Linked DNA regions of Mus musculus: region 2 is linked to region 1. The links are chromatin loops, found by intact Hi-C in ENCODE. Cell type or tissue: gastrocnemius. All regions are shown on one strand. Each heading gives the region's core, and the rest is flanking DNA. Links, peaks and the distances in the headings are about the cores only.

Region 1 (5,866 bases), core at 2,012-4,511:
GCCCTACGTTGGTATAATCACATCAAGTCGTATGAAAAAGAAAAGGCCAGGTAAAGGTATCTTTGTGCTACCTGGATTTTCACATGCAAAGTAGGGACCGGGTTAAAGTTGGCTTTAGCATTGCTGACCTAGTGTGAGCTGAATTTCTTTGTGACCTTACAAGGCCAAGAGACTGAAGTCCTCCATTTTCTCACAGAACAGGTAGAACATGGACAACCGCAGTTCACCTTTCCCACACCTCTCTGATCATGTGCTTTGGACCTGGGGGGGCCACCGCTGGGGTGTGAGGGTAGCTCGCTCATTCGGTCCCTGGCCATTCTTCTGAAACTACCAGCAAGGGTGGAAGTTTGGGGAAGTGGATTCCAGTTCACTAAGAATGGAAGTGAGCATACTTAATGAAATCTCAAACAGATGTTCATTCTGAAAGAGTAAGCCGTAGTGAGTACTGAATACAATGTCTCCCATGGGTGAAGAGTAAAGTTATTTGCCTGGGATTGTGCTAAAGGTTAAATAACCAGAAGAGAGTGGGAGTTCCTGGGAAAGGAAGATTGTGTGTTTTGCCTAGAAAGGGCTTTGACACTGACCTAATGTGGCAGAATGTTTGTTTTCAAGCCTGCCGGGAGTGAAGAAATCTTTGGGCAAGTATGGCCCTAGCAGTGTAGAAGACACCACAGGAAGTGGAGCTGCAGATGCTAAGGATGATGACGACATTGATCTCTTTGGATCTGATGATGAGGAGGTATGACTTCATCTTTATCCAAGCATATTGAGAAGCCTGAGGACAGATGCCATAGCCACTCCCTGGATGGATCCTGGCGTGGCTTTATTGTCTGCCTTTTAAAATTTATCACTGGGTACATGATGAATAAAATCAAATCACCTTCTTTCGGCTGAGCTCCTGATGGATTTGCTTTTTCTGATAAATCTGGTGGGTTTTGTGATGACCTTGTCACTACATTTAAGCAGAAGATAACCAACTTTGTGAAACATCTTTTCTCTGTACAGGAAAGTGAGGAAGCAAAGAAGCTACGAGAAGAACGCCTTGCACAGTATGAGTCCAAGAAAGCTAAAAGTGGGTAATCTTCATTGTTAGTAGTGTTGATTTCAGGAGCTTGTCCAGTGCTTGCCCTAAAGTGGATTTTCCCCAGTTAAATTGAATGGGTCAATATTTTAAAACTTCCACAGCTACTGGTCTACAGCTGTCTTTATGGTAGCAGTTGTAGCATTCCTCTGTGGGAAAGAAACTGTTACACAATTTAATGCCTCTTTCTTAGCCACACAGGAGGAGGATTATGTGTGACAGACACAAGGCAAATTGTGTGTGTGTTTGACAAAAAGATGGTCTGTTTTAAAACAAATTTGAGATTTGACTTAATGGTGAAAGTGTTGAGTGTTTAGGTGCACTTCTTAATCTTCCTTAGAGCCTGCAGTTGTTGCGAAGTCTTCCATCCTACTAGACGTGAAGCCTTGGGATGATGAGACGGACATGACAAAACTAGAGGAGTGTGTCCGAAGCATTCAAGCAGATGGCCTGGTGTGGGGCTCCTGTAAGTGTGATGCTTGTGTTTTAGGGATTTGTGCGTTTTCCCGTAAGGATTTCCTAACATTTACCCCTTGATGTTCTTTTTTAGCTAAATTGGTTCCAGTGGGATATGGAATTAAAAAGCTTCAAATACAGTGTGTAGTTGAAGATGATAAGGTTGGAACGGATATGCTGGAAGAGCAAATTACTGCTTTTGAGGACTACGTACAGTCCATGGATGTGGCTGCTTTTAACAAGATTTAAATCATTCTTAAGTCAGTGCACTTAAATAAAAGCTTGAAAGATAACCCTTGGCTCTTCATTTTGCTGTGAAATGGTATGTCTTCATTTTGAAGGAAAGGATTCAGTGTAACTCATTAGTGGCGAAAACTTGAACTGGAAAGAGAAATAGCTCAGCATTTTTAAACCACTCAGCTTGATGACCAGACCAACCTGAAGTTGTCTTTTAGCCAACACTGTGTGTACCATAGATATAATTAAAAGGAAGATAAAGAACTGATGTGTTATTAAAGATTTAGCAATTAGAGTATACTTTTGTGATTAGTGAAATAATTCTTTTGCTGTTAGCAGTACATGATACTATTGATAAACTGTCACTAGATGCCTTCGATGTCTTTCTGAAAAACTGAATCTTGGGCTGCTGAGATGACTCTATGATAGCCACTGAGGTTGCTTACTGTTTGGTTCACTCCATAGAGTAAGAGCGAAACTCTAGAAGGTGCTCTGATGGCCACGAGCACAACACCTGTACATAAGAGTTTTTGGAAGTGTCCTGAAAGGAACATTGTAGGCTCATAAGGTGGTCAAGTGTGGGTTTTCAGAACTCAACCTAGAGATGGAGGGAAGTGCTGGGGGAGGCAGTATGCGCAAAGCTATTCCTTGGAGACACTTGTGGGAGGTTATGCTGCTCTAGAAGTACGTTATGAAATGTATCACAGGGCTGGAGAGATGGTTAAGAACACCAACTGCTCTTCTGAAGGTTGTGAGTTCAAATCCCAGCAACCGCATGGTGGCTCACAACCATCTGTAATGGGATCTGACACCCTTTTCTGATGCTTCCGAAGACAGCTACAGTGTACTTAGATATAATAATAAATAAATCTTTTTTAAAAAAATACATCACAGCAGTTTCAGCTTTGTGTTAAATTTTTGATATCTAAACATTTACTATAATTTTTACTGTTTGGGCATTTTTTTTTAAATAAATTTTATTTTATGTATATCAGTACACCGTAGCTGTCTTCAGACACACCAGAAGAGGGCATCGGATCCCATTACAGATGGTTGTGAGCCACCATGTGGTTGCTGGGATTTGAACTCAGGACCTCTGGAAGAGCAGTCGGTGCTCTTAGCCACTGAGCCATCTCTCCAGCCCTGCTTGGGCATTTTTTTTAAAGCTTTGTGTATGTGTGTGAGCCAGGTGGTGGTGTATACTTTTAATTTCAGCGCTCAGGAGGCAGAAGCATGCAGACCTCTTAGTTCCAGGCCAACCTGGACTACACAGAGTCCAGGGCAGTCATGTATACAAAGAAGCCTTGTCTTAAAAACAAAGCTTTCTGAATTTTATAGATAGGAATCTAGAAGATTAACTAGCCCAGTTCCTTCAGACAGTACTCTTGCTCTCGGTCAGGTTTTAGGTTGACTACCTTCAGTGAGGGAAGCTTTACATTGTAAATATGTATTATAATCGGATACATAGACTCAATAAAGCATGTACTAAGGAGAATGTATGTACAGCAGACCCAGGCTAAAACAGTGGGTGTTTTTTTCTAGGTAAGTTAGGATCATGAAGGCCAGCAGAGGGCAGTGTTAGGAGCATGAGGGCTATGGCAGAACCCTGAGAGCCCGCTGAACTTGTCAGAAGCATGAGAGCAGAGAAAGGGCCCTGTCAGGACCATGAGAGCCAGCAGAGGGCAGCACTTGGTATTCTAAGGCTCCATAGTGCGTGGGGATTCTGGAGAACACTGACAAAGGTACATTTTATTCATCTTTACTGGTGTTCCTGTAAACAAAAGAACAGGAGATAGAATTATGCTGGCAATTCATGCTCTCTGAATAGCATCTATACCATCTGGAAATACGTTTATTAGTAATCTACAGACTTGTATTTAGCCAGAATTTTCTGTAACCATGATGTTCTAGAGGACTAAAAGCGAACACAAAATGGTAGGCATGTTTCATAAAGGGGCAAGAGGTCTGGCCCCTCCCTTTGGTTCTGAACCAGCCTAGTTTTGCTTTGGCCAGTTCAATATAGTGGAAGCAATGCTGTGTGACATAACCTGTCAGAGGATTGTGGATGTGACTCAGTGGCAGACCTCATGCTGCCTGCAGTTTGGAAGTCTGGTGACCCTGGCCATGGCCATGGAACAATTATGAGAGGAAGGACAATAAGATCTAATGAGTAGCTAGTCCAAGGATTCCAAGCTAGGGCCATTTGCATCATTATCTACTTGAAGTTCCAAGCTTAGGAAGCAGGATCAAGTCACCCCATCTCATTTATATTCCAGAAACTCAGAAATGATCTATACTAACAGTAAATTGACATTTTAAGTAACTTATTTAATAAACAGTTAACAGGAATGGAAGCTTTAAATCCATAACCAACTAATACTTTATAAATTATTAAAAGTTTGAATGTATATGTACTTAATACTGTTAAAATACGTGTAAATTCAATTTGTTTATGGAGGCAGCCTAGGCTACATAGATCTTACCCCAAATAAAAGGTTTTGGGGGTTTTTTTGTTTGTTTTTTAAGATTTATTTATTATATGTAAGTACACTGTAGCTGTCTTCAGACACCCCAGAAGAGGGCATCAGATCTCATAATGGATGGTTGTGAGCCATCATGTGGTTGCGGGGGATCCGAACTCACCACCTTCAGAAGAGCAGTCAGCGCTCTTAACTGCTGAGCCATCTCTCCAGCCCCCTTTGGGTTTTTTTGTAATTGAAAAGGTGATGGTGAAGGAGCTGGAGAGCTGGCCCAGCTTAGCCAAAGTGCATTCAAGGAAGACCTGAGCTCAGCTCCTGGAACACACAGTAGAAACAGCCTGGCATGGTGCCCTGCACTGGCAGTATCAGTGTTGAGATGGAGCCAGGCTAGGCTAGGCTCTGGCGCTCGCTGGCTAGCTATTTTAGCCTCATTGGTGAGCTCTAGGTAAGTGAAAAACCCCAGTCTCAAATAAATAAATAAACAAACAAATAAAAGGTGGGTGTCTCCATGAGAAACACATGATTTAGTTACAGCTTACACCTCCAAACACATGAACATGCACGCGTACACAAAATGACGCAAAAGCAAACAAAGAACCCAGCCTGATACTTTTTCAATAGAGATAATTAATATAATGTGGTATACACTATAAAAATGACTTAATTTGATACATACATTGCAGTACATTAACAGACGCAGGCTAAAATAGTGGAAGAAACTTTTAGGCTGTCAGTATCAGAACGGCCACCAGAGGGCAGCCAGAAAGATACATGATTTAAATTGCAGGGAAGAAATCCTCCCTTTTATAGCCAAGCAAAAATATAACTGAACAAAAACATGATCAGTGTGGATCAGAATGCAACCTAATCTGAAAGGATTTGTTATGAGGCTCACATGAAAACTTTGCACTGATTTTCTGGGAACACAATACTCACTGGGCAGTTTCTAGGAGAGACAGGCTCTTGGTTTCAGCACTCCTGAGTTGTTCACTGACTGTACCAGAGCAGCTGGCTTCCCACAGCGAACGCTTTAGTACCTCAGCAACAGAGGCCCTGAAGCGGGCTTGGAACGTCTTGCTTATTAGGACGTAAAGGATGGGATTCAAGCAGCTATTGAGGAAGGCTAAGCCAGTTGAGAGGGGGATTCCACCCTGCAGCACATTCTGGAAAGAGCTGTTGTGATGAATGCTGAGCTCCCAGATGCTAAACAGGTGATAAGGGGTCCAGCAAACCAAGAAGGCAATGACCACAGACAGGATCATCCAGAGATGCTTTCTAGATATCAGGATGTTCCGCTTTTTCATCTTGAAGATGAGGCACAAGTAGCAGGAGCTCATGGTTAGCAAAGGGAAGAGGTAGCCAAAGAGGAACTTCACCCAGGTCAGAACATGGTGTCTCATCAAGGTGAGTTCATGCTCCTGGAAATTATTATAACAAATGATGTGGTTGTTGACCTCCATGGTGTCCCGGAAGTATAAGGTAGGACCTCCAAGCAGAGAAGCCAACAGCCAGACAAGTATAACAACAACCAGTGAGCTCTTTAGAGTCCGGTGCCGATGAGACAAGCCAGGATGGAGCAAGTGGATGTAGCGGTCCAGGCTGATCACTGTCA
Region 2 (5,866 bases), core at 2,106-4,605, 72 kb after region 1:
AATCTGTGAGAAACAAACAAACATGGGAGAAAAAAGTCCTTAAAAAGAAGTTGTGTGTCAAGTAATTTGTTATTAAATTTCTGCCAAGTCCCTTGCCAGTCAATGTGACAATAAAGAAAGACAAGGTATGTCATCTTACAAGTGTAGGAATTTTCTGGTAGCTTTTTGAACTTTGGATGAGCACTTGTGTTTGCTTTTGGCTTTTGAGAGGTTTACCTGACCGGTAGGGACTGTGCTGAAATGTGCCTGCTCCTGCCCTTCCTGTAAATCACCATGTTTAATGACCTCCCAAAGAGGATTTTAATTTTTCTCAAATCTAGATCTTTGCAGCACAAGATAGTTAATATATCGATATGAGAGAAAGAGCATATGGAGCTGAGAAGATGGCTCAGTGGATACCATGCTGCACGCGGACCTGGGTCAGATGGTGGAGAGGCAGGACATGGGGAAAGCATAATTGCTACCCAGTGTTGAGAAGCAGGCGGGGACAAGAGGAGTCCCAAGCCTTTCTGGCCGCCCAGTCTCTCTCTCTCTCTCTCTCTCTCTCTCTCACACACACACACACACACACACAGAGGGGGGAGGAGAGATAGAGAGGAGAGAGACAGACAGACACACTGGGGGAAAAGCTATTAAATAAAAGCAATCATTTTCATATCTGTTTGTCTTACTGTACCTGGTTAGACCAAGTCTGGAGGACATGATTAGAAGTGTGTTGATTGGGACCAGACCCAGATGATGGTCCTTTGTCTGCTCTGGATTTAGTAATTGCTCCTAGGCAGCAGCTGCTGTGAGAGAGCATCATGAGAGTATCGATGGTTTAAGCATGTGTGTGTCCATAAGGCGACGGTGGGTTTGGTGTTTTACTCTTCTGGATATTGCTGCTGCTGTGTTTTCTTCTTCTTCTTCTTCTTCTTCTTCTTCTTCTTCTTCTTCTTCTTCTTCTTCTTCTTCTTCTTCTTCTTCTTCTTCTTTCTTCTTCTCTTTCTTTTTTTCTACACTTCAACTAGGGAGCGGGGAAATCCTTTAGAAAGGCTTGTATGCTTGAAGTGTTCGTTTTAGAGAAGCTAGTTCTGATGTTTCAGATCCAGACCGGAGGTGCTCTGAAATGGAAAATAAATAAATAAATAAAGACAGGCAGATTCAGCAGTTCCTTGCAGAAAATGCAGTTTGCTGGGGACTTAGAAACAAAAGCAAGCACTTTTCTTTGTAAACTTTAGACATTTTTAAACAACCTTTAATTACAGTGGGCATATATATATCTTTCAAGTTTAGCTTTTATGAACCTTTTTACAACATACTTTAGCCTTTAGTTTTATCTTTATATGTCTAACTTATAATCTTAAGTGGGGGGAAGGCTTTTATTTAGAAGTGTTTGGTGTGGTTAGCAGTAAGACAGCTTAGCTCACAGCAGGAGGAAGGAGTTAACCCACACAAAGGTTCACTGAGACTAACCTGAATGTACAGTCCTTTTCAAAAAGTAATATCATGTCCAGCGTCAGTTAAAGTTAAACACTTTGAAAGTTAGGTGTCATAGTACAGTCCTGTAATACAAAAAACTAGGAAGTCTGAAACAGGAGGATTGGTAATCTGAGACCAATGTAGACCACACAAGACTTTACCTGTCTTAAAAAGCAAAACAGGGCAACAACAAAAACCACAAGACAAAAGCGTAAAAAGGCCAGCAAGATGGTTTCACCATCTGTTTGCCTCCAGAAGCCATTTGTGGAAAGAAGGTTACCATTTCCACAAGCTTGCTACAGTGTGCAGAAGTGCACTTGTGAGATCTGCAGGCACACGTGTGCACACGCACGCGCACTCAACACCACACACACACACACACACACACACACACACACACACACACACACAGAGAGAGGAACTCAGAGAATAAACATGAGTGACTATCTGAAAATGCATAAATACACAAAAATACATACATACATGAAGATAAAAAAATAAGTAAGTGTTAAACACAACGAAGCAGAAACCCCTGAACTTCTAAACAGTCCAGGCATCGTGTTGCACCATGATGAGCTGTCTTCACAACTCTGACCTATAGAACTAGGGATGTGTGCCAGGGCTTGCATAAAACAAGAGACGAAGACCAAGATGCCTGAAGTCACATTAAGCTCGATCCCTACAGCGAGGTCCCTGGTGCAGTGTATGCATTGCAGCTCACAAACTAATTGTACCAGAGTATTCTTGCCAGCAACATAGTGGGTGTTAAGCTGGCGCTGCCAGATGTGGTGCTTCCAAGAGTTCTGAGGGGAGAGAACTGGGACACACAATTACTGCTGTAAGCCTCTGTGCAGAGTTACATCGTCAAGAGATCTCAGAGGTGATTTTGCCTTCGTTTCATTCACCAGATTGTTGTATCCATTCAGAAAATTGGAGAAACCGATTTACTTATTGAATTAGTAGTTTAGTATGGTAGATAGAGATAAAGGATGAAATTTGGGAATAGACAACTGCAGGTGAGACACAGGATGAGCCATGTGGAAGGGGACCACAGCTCCTATGCCCCGTCCCCAGATGAGGTTAGGATTTGGTGTGATTAGAGATCTAGGGTTAGCAGTCAATCTTTTACCCTAGTAACTGTGTTTTTTTTTTTGGGGGGGGGTGGTGTTCTTGGGCTAGGTACACTGCTGTGTTGATTGCCAGTCTCAATGAAGCCTGGACTCTTGGTGAGAGTATATGTGATAGACCTCTCCCCTCAAACACTTTGGGCTCCCATAGACCTCCAGCTTTTAGTTGGAACTCTTTGGGGAATGATATGTGTTTGGGGGACTCTAAACATCCCAGTCAACTTGTCTTGGAACTCTCCAAATGTCCTATCCCTTAGGGTTCTCATCTTGGACTCTTTTGGGGTACCGTGCACTACAGTTTTGTTGTACCAGTGACAGTTTTTATATCTTTGTCACGACTCTTACTCAGCTCAAGAAGAACTCAGCTCCCCGGTTTCCCAAGTTTGATGTACGCCGCAATTCCGACAAAAAAGAGAGAGGATACTCACATAGCGGCCATCAGCAGGAAGCGTGCTCCCACTAGCGGTGTCTTCTTGGTTAGAGCTGATGTCCACGGCACAGCACCAGAGCAGCAGGCAGATCGATCATCACTTAGTGGGGTCCAAACCACTCCATTACCGAGCCAATCTAATCATGTCCCCCAGACTCAGCTGAGCTATGGTAAAATATGAAAGTGACTGAGAAGGAGAAAGATCGTCTTCAAGATTTGATTGTAAGAATGCAGGTGGCTCAAGTCCCACAAGATCACACAGAGCGACCCAGGGTTTGAGAAGAGCAGGTGCTTGCAGGAACACTCTAGAATCTTCATTGTACGTCCTGTGGATTAAAAGGGCAAAACGAGGTAATAAGCAGGGCTGCCGTCTGGCCTTATTTTCTGCCAAGATTTTAAAGCACGGTAGTGCACACCAGTAATGTCGAAGTTAACAGGCTTGCTTCTTTCAAGGATAGTTCATAGCGTGGGGCACAGTCACACTGTGTGGTAGATGCTGAGAACTATCTTTTCTTGTAAATCTGAACCTCCGTGACCTGGAGCTCCCTTCCCATCCCCCAGTCCTTGGAAACCTTTCTCATCTATGAGTGGCCCTCCGCTCCTTTAGTGCTTCCCCGGGCGGGCGTCTTGTCCTGCCAGCAGCTGTGTCTGTCCTTTTGTGAGGTTCTTTGTTTGCAGGACCTGCCACACAGATGTCTGTAGTGGCTGCCTTGCTTACTGTCGGTGTGTTTCGGTCTCATCTCTCCACTATCCTGCACGACTTGCTGCTCCTATTTTTTGCGCAGTCTAATTTCCTTTGGTTGTGTTAAGGATTTGTACACATTTTAATTTGTACACACAACACACCCTGTGTGTAGGGCTTGGAGCGTAGTTTTTTGTTTTGTTTTTATTTTGCTGCAGCTTGGTCTTCAGTTCACGGTTTTCTTGAAAACCTTCCATCCTCTTGTCTTGGATGCTCTGGCTACAGCCGTTTGAAACCTTGCTGGAGCCTCAGTCTGCCCACAGTTCTTTACATACTTCAGTGAAGGCTTATTTAAATCCCCCCCCCTCTCTCTCTGTGTGTGTGGGGGGGCACTTTTTTCCACCTTTCCGTGAGTTCTGGGGAGCAAACTTAGGTTGTTAGGCTTCTACCAAGTGCTCTTACCTACACTACCATCTTTCCAGCCCTTCACAGAAAATTAAACAGCTATATAGTCGTTATTCCTTTTTAAATTTTTATTTTATTTTACAAATTATTGTGTGAATGCTTTTCCTGTATGTGTGTGTGTGTGTGTGTATAATGTGCACCATGTCCATGCCTGAGGCTCACAGATATTAGAAAATGGTGTCAGATCCCTGGAATTAGAGTTTGGAAGTCTAGCTGGCCGAAGTGGGCACATACTTTTAATCCCAGCACTCCAGAGGCAGAAGCAGGCAGACCTTAGAGTCTGAGGCTAGCGTGGTCTACAGAGCAAGTTCCAGGGCAACCTGGGCTACATTGAGAAACTCTGTGTTGTCTTAGAAAAATAAAAACAAAAACAAACAAACAAAAACACAAAATACCCCAAAACAAAACAAAAAGGATGGTTGTGAACAATCATTTGGGTGCTGGGAACTATGGGTCCTCTCCAAAAGCAGTTAGTGCTTTTAACACCATCTGTCCAGTCAGTCGTAATATTTTTTATTTTTTTATTTTTTATTTTTTTTTTAAAGATTTTTATTTATTATTATATGTAAGTACACTGTAGCTGTCTTCAGACACACCAGAAGACGGAGTCAGATCTTGTTACGGATGGTTGTGAGCCACCATGTGGTTGCTGGGATTTGAACTCTGGACCTTCGGAAGAGCAGTCGGGTGCTCTTACCCACTGAGCCATCTCACCAGCCCCGTAATATTTTTTAAAAAGAATTGTTTGTTATGTATATAAGTAGGCTGTCACTGTCTTTAGACACACTAGAAGAGGGCATCAGATCCCTTTACAGATGGTTGTGAACCACCATGTGGTTGCTGGGATTTGAACTCAGGACCTCTGGAAGAGCAGTCAGTGCTCTTAACTGCTGCACCATCTTTCTAGTTCCCCATATTGTTTTATGAACAGATTCCAGTGTCTTTCTAGGCTAAAAGTTGGAGGCACAATTAAGATCTTCAAATATCAGTAAGCCTTGAGTTCACAACTCAGTGTTACCATCACATAAGCCACATGCTCAGGTTTTCAGTACATAGATGCTAACACAAACTTGTTAGGAAAGCTGGACACTCAGGACCAAAGCTGTGAGGGAGCCCCAGGAGCACGAGCTGTTTTCCTCAGGAAATAGTTCATCAAATCACACAGGAAGGATACAATGTAAAACGTTCAGCACACTTCACTTGCAGAATTATGATTTGTACGCTTTTGTTCTATAAATATGTATTCTTGCACATTTGGTTTTGCCTGACCAACATTTTGTTTTGTTTTGTTTTGTTTTAGACTTTTATCCACCAGAAACCTCAATCTTCCTTATTTTTCTTTAGTCAGGCAGGAACAAAGGATGGATACAGACCTGGTGTCCCAACCAGAGGCTTTTTTTCTTGAAAGCCCCCAACTACAAGATAATCTCTCCTCCTCCCCTTTGTAGGTGTAGCACTGGGGATCAATAATAGTGGGCTTTGTGAATAATAAGCTAGGCTTACCACCCCATCTTAGCACGCCTGTCTGTCGTTGTTGTGTTTGTTTTTTCCAGACAAGGTTTCTCTGTATAGCCCTGGCTATCCAGGAGCCACTATTTTTTTCCCTCAAAAGTCTTTGGAATGGCTTATTTCTAGGCAGCTACAGTATATTTCCCCTCACACTGGACATTTGCCAAGCTCCTGATAGTATCAACTATTCCC

The links. Hi-C counts contacts between places; a loop is a spot of excess contacts. Peaks named below come from ENCODE experiments on the same cell type or tissue, not always from the same donor. Only the 100,000 strongest peaks of a DNase experiment are listed, where the experiment ranks them.
Region 2: a loop joins it to region 1, with 6 times the contacts of the local background. A loop is called at or near these places in 16 of 42 quality-filtered maps.

What each region holds. Positions count from the first base shown.
Region 1 is chr1:63,177,827-63,183,692 of GRCm38, forward strand. It overlaps Eef1b2 (eukaryotic translation elongation factor 1 beta 2), which reads left to right. Exons shown (of 6, transcript NM_018796.3): 2 at 1-50; 3 at 613-739; 4 at 1,006-1,072; 5 at 1,422-1,547; 6 at 1,632-2,660. The coding sequence ends at 1,786. Gpr1 (G protein-coupled receptor 1) reads right to left here. Exons shown (of 3, transcript NM_146250.2): 3 at 4,745-5,866. The coding sequence ends at 5,187. It overlaps Gm26457 (a small nucleolar RNA gene), which reads left to right and starts at 851; the gene lies at 851-928. Snora41 (small nucleolar RNA, H/ACA box 41) reads left to right here and starts at 1,197; the gene lies at 1,197-1,309. In gastrocnemius, for the core only: a CTCF peak has its summit at 3,417 (motif pointing right); a DNase peak (open chromatin) is centred at 3,418; H3K27ac peaks cover 249 bases.
Region 2 is chr1:63,249,470-63,255,335 of GRCm38, forward strand. It overlaps 1700039I01Rik (a long non-coding RNA gene), which reads right to left and starts at 3,727. Exons shown (of 3, transcript XR_373460.3): 1 at 3,017-3,727; 2 at 677-1,103; 3 at 1-3. It also overlaps a transcript of Zdbf2 not described here. In gastrocnemius, for the core only: a CTCF peak has its summit at 3,056; a DNase peak (open chromatin) is centred at 3,073.